2 separate regions of the Homo sapiens genome follow, and region 1 is linked to region 2. A link is an interaction called in ENCODE POLR2A ChIA-PET data of the cell type or tissue named here. Cell type or tissue: GM12878. All regions are shown on one strand. Region 1 overlaps MTHFD1 (methylenetetrahydrofolate dehydrogenase, cyclohydrolase and formyltetrahydrofolate synthetase 1). Region 2 overlaps MAX (MYC associated factor X).

Evidence for each region. Peaks named below come from ENCODE experiments on the same cell type or tissue, not always from the same donor. Only the 100,000 strongest peaks of a DNase experiment are listed, where the experiment ranks them.
Region 1: POLR2A ChIA-PET joins it to region 2 with 8 read pairs; 3 of 35 experiments call an interaction of 5 or more read pairs at or near these places.

What each region holds. Positions count from the first base shown.
Region 1 is chr14:64,394,801-64,398,800 of GRCh38, reverse strand. The region is part of intron 1 of MTHFD1 (methylenetetrahydrofolate dehydrogenase, cyclohydrolase and formyltetrahydrofolate synthetase 1); the gene reads right to left. Among named protein-coding and RNA genes, the nearest start is that of MTHFD1, 8.4 kb to the right of the region's middle. In GM12878, no CTCF peak of the experiment used is centred here; no DNase peak of the experiment used is centred here.
Region 2 is chr14:65,096,751-65,100,750 of GRCh38, reverse strand. All of the region lies in intron 2 of MAX (MYC associated factor X), which reads left to right. Among named protein-coding and RNA genes, the nearest start is that of MAX, 3.8 kb to the left of the region's middle. In GM12878, no CTCF peak of the experiment used is centred here; a DNase peak (open chromatin) is centred at 1,950; H3K4me3 peaks cover 1,342 bases; H3K27ac peaks cover 1,356 bases.

The DNA.
Region 1 (4,000 bases), 700 kb after region 2:
TCCCTCTTGGAAAACCAGTTTTGTCATTTGTCATATGGACATTCACAAACAGCTCTTCCTTCATTCTGATTTGGTTACTCCCAGTTCCACTTCTCCACACGTCACAAAAAACTGACATAAACAGGCACACAAGAAATAGATTATTTGGACTGGCCTAGTAAACATCAAGAATGTTGAATGGTACAAGAAAGAAGTCATACCCAAGATTTTCAAATTTTATTTATTTTGATTTTTATTTATTTATTTTATTTTTTGAGACAGGGTCTGGCTCTATCACCCAGGCTGGAGTGCAGTGATGCAATCACAGCTCACTGCAACCTCCACCTCCTGGGCTCAAGCCATCCTCCCACTTCAGCCTCCCAAGTAGCTGGAACTACAGGTGCACACCACCACACTTCAGCTAATTTTTGTATTTTTTGTAGAGATGGGATTTTGCCATGTTGCCCAGGCTGATCTTGAACTCCTGAGCTCAAGTGATCCTCCCACCTTGGCCTCCCAAAAGTGCTGGGATTACAGTTATAAGCCACTGCACCCAGTTCAAATTTTATTTCTAGTTAGTGACTTTGTTTTTTCAAGTCAGTATTCTCTACAATAATATAGCTCAAAAGAAGAATAGACCATTGGAATTTTTTTTTTTAACTGGGATTGGACCTGGATAGAGGCCACAATTCTGCTCTGAGACAAGGGAACAGGGAATACTGCAGTTTGCACTCCCCAGCAGTTCCAGCCCTAGCTGCTCCCCTGAATGACAACCAGATGTGGTGCTGGGCATAGCCTAATACCCCTACACAGTCACCCAGGCTCTCTTTGGCCCTAAGTCTTATATAATCATTCCTGCCGAAATCCGTTAGAAATTCCAATTCACTCTGTTTAACATCATGGCTGAATTTAAAATATTTAACATGTTATGACAGAGAAAAAAACACATTGCTAAAATATAACCTTTAACTCTTATTATGGATATAGAAAAATGAGTAAATAAAATAAAATATAACATGGACATTTCAACAGAAGCTATATGGTAGGCAAAGGAGGCAGCATGAAATTTACATGATTAAAATACAGCTGCCTTTAGACAACAAAAATGCTGAAATGTGCCATAAGCTTAGAGTAGTTCTCAAATAATTCTCAAATGGCACAGGGAAAACACTTTTAGTAACTGATCAGAGAAGAAGCAAAAACATTCACCTTCAAAATACAGGGCTTCGGGCCGGGCATGATGGCTCACGCCTGCAATCCCAGCACTTTGGGAGGCCAAGGCAGGCAGATCACGAGGTCAGGAGTTCGAGACCAGCCTGGCCAATATGGTGAAACCCCGTCTCCACTAAAAAATACGAAAAATCAGCCAGGCGTGGTGGCACGCGCCTGTAGTCTCAGCTACTCAGGAGGCTGAGGCAGGAGAATCGCTTGAACCCGGGAGGCAGAGGTTGCAGTGAGCAGAGATCGCGCCACTGCACTCCAGCCTGGGCGACCCACTGAGACTCCGTCTCAAAACAAACAAACAAACAAATAACAACAACAAAAACAACAGGGCTTCTTCTAAAAAAAAAAAAGTCTTCTTCTAAACAAGGACACAATTTATCCCCTGCCCCAATAGATTACTGTTTTTTATATATATATATATATATATATATATATATATATATATATATATATATATATTTTTTTTTTTTTTTTTTTTTTTTTTTTTTTTTTTGAGACGCAGTCTCCCTCCGTCTCCCAGGCTGGAGTGCAGTGGCGCGATCTCGGCTCACTGCAAGCTCCGCCTCCCGGGTTCAAGCCATTCTCCTGCCTCAGCCTCCCAAGTAGCTGGGACTACAGGCGCCCGCCACCACGCCCAGCTAATTTTTTGTATTTTTTAGTAGAGACGGGGTTTCACCGTGTTAGCCAAGATGGTCTCGATCTCCTGACCTCGTGATCTGCCCTCCTCGGCCTCCCAAAGTGCTGGGATTACAGGAGTGAGCCACGGCGCCCAGCTATTATAAGATTTTTAAAATGCAGAACACAAATGTTTTATTTAATATGTTTTATTCCCATTTTGTTCATTTGTTGATTTATTTCATTTGTTCATTAACAATTTTTATACTACTAAAAAATACTTCGGCTGGGCACGGTGGCTCACGCCTATAATCCCAGCACTTTGGGAGGCTGAGGTGGGTGGATCACCTGAGCTGGGGGGTTTGACACAGCCTGAGCGGTGAAACCCCGTCTCTACTAAAAATACAAAAAAAAAAAAAAAAAATTAACTGGGAGCGGTGGCGCATGCCTGTAATCCCAGCTACTCGGGAGGCTGAGGCACGGGAATCGCTTGAACCCGGGAGGCAGAGGTTGCGGTGAGCCGAGATCGCGCCATTGCACTCCAGCCTAGGCAACAAGAGTGAAACTCCATCTCAAAAAAAAAAAAAAAAAAACCTTCAAAAAATTTTTAAAAACTTAATATGTAGTTCCTTGTAAAAATAATTGTGATTGTAAGGCCACCTAGTGTTCCAAGAAATACATATATTTCAAATTGCTAGTCATTTAAGTCAAATTAAAACACTAAATTACCTTCTTGTTGAAAGAAAACTGATTTTCACCTATCACTAATATAGCAAAAGCTATATCAGTATACAAGACAGTCAACTGACAATAGTACTATTATTACATAAGAATATTTACTAAAAAAATTATTATAATTTAACCCAGACATTTACCAAATTTGACAGTTACCTCAAATACGTATTTGAAAGCTTAATGTGAGGAAGCTATTTTATGCTTCATTGAAAGTTTATAATGTAAAGTTCTTCCATCCAATTGTCTCTAACTCAAAGCCCTAAGAAAGCAAAGGTAAACTGCTTGATATTTATGACATGAAAATAAGTCAGAATAGTGTAAAATTTTAATGAATCCTATAATTCTTAGTGAGGGTAAAGTCCATCATTAATCCACACACACAATGACACAATAACTCACATTAAGCTTCTTGATCAGGGTTTTTCGATCTCAGCACCACTGACATTTGGACCAGATCATCCTTTGTTATGGGGACTATCCTGTGCACTGCAGGATGCTCGGCACCAGTCCTGGCCTCTACTGCTAGATGCCAATAGCATACCCCTTCCCCATATGACAACCCAAAAGACTCCAGGCATGCCCAATGCCCTGAGGTAGAGGGAGGAAAAAACTGCCCCATTTGACAACCTCTGATCTAATGCAATAAACGGACTAGGTTGGACTGGTTAAGGCTTTATAAAATTTAGGATTTTAAAAGTGGACCATAAGTTCATTCAGAAAAAGGTCTCAAAGAGGAAAGAACCTTCGGAGTCCTGGTACAGGCAACCAAGTGTGGTAGGATTCCTGAACAATGAGGTCCCACCTCCCCCACCCCCACCCACTCAAGGATGAGGGGGTAGGCAGCATCTACTCAGATCCAACAAATTGATGGCATGAAGATAGACAGTACAGTATTGCTAAACTGTTCACATCTTTCAAAAAGTCAAGCATCCAGATTTTTATGTGTAACTACAGGCATAAGTGTGTTAAGAAGTAATCTAATGTTGTAAAGTAATAAATGTGTTGAGAAGTAATCTAATTCTGTAAGCCAAACAAAAAACATTTGGCCTCTAGGCCACAATTTTATCACCTTCTGCCAGTAGCAAGAGTTATGAGACAAGACAAGGTTGGCTCTGAGTATGAGGATCTGTAAGAAGCGGTGCTTAACTATATGTCAACAAAGGAGAGTTGATGCCAGTGGGTCTGCTGGTGAGAACAGGCAGACCCCTAATTCTAACACTGAGAATTAGTCTCACTATTGGAGGATTACCTAACCATAGATCTGGCCGCTAGAGCTGACTAGGGCTCCAATGAACAGCTCTAGGTCCCTTGCAGCCCTCTGGATCATCAGAGGGGAAGGTAGAAAGAATGGGGAAGGTAAGGGTTCTCCACTTGGAGGGAAGAACCTGCCAAGAGCTTGTAATGAGAAAAGCCTCACAAGGACCTGGCCTTCCTGCTTTTCAAAAAG
Region 2 (4,000 bases):
GGGAAAAAAGAATACACACAGAATAAATCAGAATCAGCGAGGGGAAGAGAAATAAGTATATCAGAGTGTCTAATATTTGATAGTTGGGAGCAGTAAGAAATGTATAGAATGGGGGTAAAAAGTTCAAATGCCCATGAGGGCCATAAAGAATAAAGAAGGAAGAGGTGAGGGCTTGGGTACTGGAGAGCAGTGCCTCTTCTAAAAAGTCAGCACTACTGAACTCCAGTGGTTTGTTAGTAGGAGTGAAGGGTCAGTATTGCCAGATCTTCCTATTTTTAATTTTATTTTATTTATTTATTTTTGAGACAGAGTCTCACTCTGTCACCAGGCTGGAGTGCAATGGCGCTATCTCGGCTTACTGCAACCTCCGCCTCCTGGGTTCAAGCGATTCTCTTGCCTCAGCCTCCCGAATAGCTGGGACTACAGGCGCGTGCCACCACACCCAGCTAATTTTTGTATTTTTAGTAGAGACGGGGTTTCACCATGTTGGCCAGGCTGGTCTCGATCTCTTAACCTCGTGATCTGCCAGCCTCGGCCTCCCAAAGTGCTGGGATTACAGGCATGAGCCACCACGCCCAGCCGATCTTCCTATTTTTTAAGAAAGATTAGAAATCTAAAACTTTATGTTATTTTTCTGATTTTTAAAATGATGTGTGGAACAACTGTTTGGGGGCTTGTTAGAATTTGCAGGATGTCACTTTGATACCTCTGGTATAAGAACTTGATAACCACAGGGTAAAGGCAAGCCATCTCAGTTATACCTGCTCTTCATTAGAGCAAGCAAAGATTGTGCAGGTTGTCTAAGCAGATAGGCATTAAGAAAACTTATTTATTGAGAGCTGATATTTCCATAAAATCCGGGGATGTAGTTGTTCCAAAAGTCTTAAAAATTATCCCTGGGTAATAGTCATTAAAGATAATTTGTTTTATTTTATTTATCCTTGAAGTATTCTCATATACTTATGCATATATTTGAAAATTGAATTCCTTTTTCACATTTACTTTTATCCTTCATGTTTGGGGCCTAGTCTGTTGAAAACTTTTTTTTTCCCTGCAAGTCTCCAGTTGTAAAATCTGTGCTAGGGCTTGATCAGAGCTGGAGGGTAAGGATCGTTTAGCCTTCCTTTGCAGAATTATCCTTTGAATTGAAATTATACTGACTTCCCAGTAAGAGAAAGTTGTGTTTTTTTTGTTTGTTTGTTTGTTTGTTTGTTTTTTTGGTGAAATTTTGGCTCGCAGTTCTTGAAAGCTTTCTGCTTTTCAAAATTTTCATCCATATGATCGTTGATATAAATTTGTTATTAAATTATTATAATGTTTCTGCTTTCCTGGAATGCTAATCTCATTGTTTTGTCTAGATGTTTTTAGTTTGCTGTTAAGGTGCCTAGGATTTTTCCTTTTGATTTTGGGGGTAGGCAAAGGAAGTTGGTTTGACACTTTGTTTTTAATTTAACACATCTATTTGTTGATATTTCTAAATATTACTCTGCACAATGTAATTACAACAGCATGGAGAGAAAAAGCAGATATGTTATAAACAAATTTTATAGTATATCAAACAACTATTGTGACTGTGTAGGGTAAAAAGGATTCCATTTTTTCCCCTCTGTGAATGCATCTGCTTACTTCTCAATATTTAATATGGATAATAAATATATTTTTTAAAATTTAAGAGGGAGCTATTCTTAAGTTTTGCCTTAGAAAAAAGGTTTAAAAAAAGATGTGGACTGTGAACAACCAAATACTTAGGTATTCAGGACTACAGAAGATGTTGAAAAAGTTATTTGAAAAGGGTTCTGTGGATCCTAATATAAAAACATTCATGTATGTTTTATAATGTCACTACAATATATAGGCCTTACTACATGAGAAATGTAAGATACTGAGAAGAGAGTTAGGAAGTTAGGCTAACTCTAACAGAAAGTGAAACTGATTTGGCAAATATTTTTTTCTATTGCTTCAGTACAAACGGAAAACAGCTTCTCCAATGGCCAGTAAGCTTTGTTAAAGGAAGTAACCCCAAAGAGTATTCTTACTACTAAATTCAGTACATCGCAAAATCCCACTGATGTTATTTTTATTATATTTTGGAGGGAAGAGGTTGCATTTTAAAGATAAATTTGTGGGACAGGTATATTATATTGCAAGGGCTTCCTTTTGCTTTATTTCTGTTTGGGAAATTTCTTTAGGAAAGAGTGTAAGTATACAGGAAATGTATGGGTTAGTGTGTTGGTCAGGAAATGCAATTTTTTTTCCAGTGACCATCCTTGATGGCACCTGACTGAGTTGCAGTTGCAGTATACTTGTGAGGGGTTTGAAAACAGATTTGTGCAATTCCACTTCTGGACCTTTCTGGCATGAAATATTTTTAACTTCTCAGAGCTCTTTGCTTCTTTAGGAATATTCAGAAGAGAACGAGCTTGGTAGCCTCCGAGATTGGAATTCACTCAGGAAACTACTGTCTGTTTTACCTGCAGTCAGTTGCATGGCAAAAGTGCTGCACAATGCATGTACTTTTTCTCTGCTTAGAGTGTTGACAGTGATGCTTACAGTGATAACAAATGCCAGAGTTAGTTCCTAAATGTGCCTGTGTTAGGGTAAAAGTTGTTCTTATGTCTAAAAGAATTTTTCCAAGATGCCAGTAACGGTGAAATAGTTGGTCAAAGAATTCAGCTTGGTTTTTAATTAAAATTTCCTGACCAAGGCATCCTTCTCTGAAATGGCTATAGTATGAGGCCCTGTTTGGATTATAGCATTTGCCAGTTATTTTAGGCACCAAAAGAAAAAAGTTTGAAAACAAATACATACATTAGATAATGTTGGAAATGTATACCAGGCAATCAGCTACAAGCAGGACAGGTATTGGAAAATTGAAATCCATGTCTTTCTCTTAGGGAGCTTGGTGAGTTTATCCCATCCTACCTGCCTATTATTTTATGTTATAATTTTTGGGTTGATTAAAATGAATATTTTAAGTTGCTTAGAAATTGAGCTTTATCCTATCTTGTTCTTATCTATCAGAAGTAAGAAATAGATCTTTTCGGATGAGATTTTTGGGTCTGTGTATTCTCGTGTCCTTAGTCTCTAATAAGAATAGCTTGATAAGAATCATAAGCAACACAAGCTTCCCTCTAAAATACAACCTTCACATTTTGTAAAGGTAGTAAATATTGAGTGGGCAACTAATTCCCTATATGCTGAGAATTTTCTGTATTAGAATTGAGATGGTTCCCCTTATAGGTGGGGTTAGCTGTCAGGTAGCCTGTAAGACATGGCATTGTTCTGGAGAACCTTGTGCATCCTGGAATAATGAAGCATTTATTTCCCCGTGCTATTTGCCTAGAACTTGGAGGAAATAAGATTACTGACTGATGTGATGCCTTGAACAAAGATGCAGTCTCTCTGCAGTAAGTTGGAAGGAAATAATTTTAAGAGATTTCCCTCAATTTTGAACAGACCTCCTTAGCCTAGATGACTTCTTGCCAACATAGCAACTTCTTGGCTAACAAAATAATGTTTGTCTTCAACATCTAACAACACTTAAGATACACGTGCTTGGTAGTGTCAAAGATGGACAAATTGTAGGTGAAGATTTTTATTCTGTCTACCAGTGTGGAAAGTTGGGTAGAAATATAACTGAGAGGCTGAATAAAAACTTTGGCAGAGATGTCAAAGCTGGAAGTGATTTGGTGCGGGAGTTTCTGTTGAGCATCTGTGGACCACTGCATAGCCCCTTAGTATTTCTGTTAGGGATGCCCTGGAGGAAGGGTTTTCTGGCAGACATCCAGACGTACAAATCCAGCGTACTAGAAGAGTGGGCAGCATCCAGCCACTGTAACCATAGGATGTGTAGGGGAGATGTTTGGGAGCCTGCTGTACAGTCCAAGAATACCTCTGTGGTCTCCTAGAATAGGGCCTAATTAATTCCACAAGGGGGTTTTCCGTACCATTTGTTTTCATTACTGAACATCATTCTCAGTACAGGCTCATCTGAGTAGAG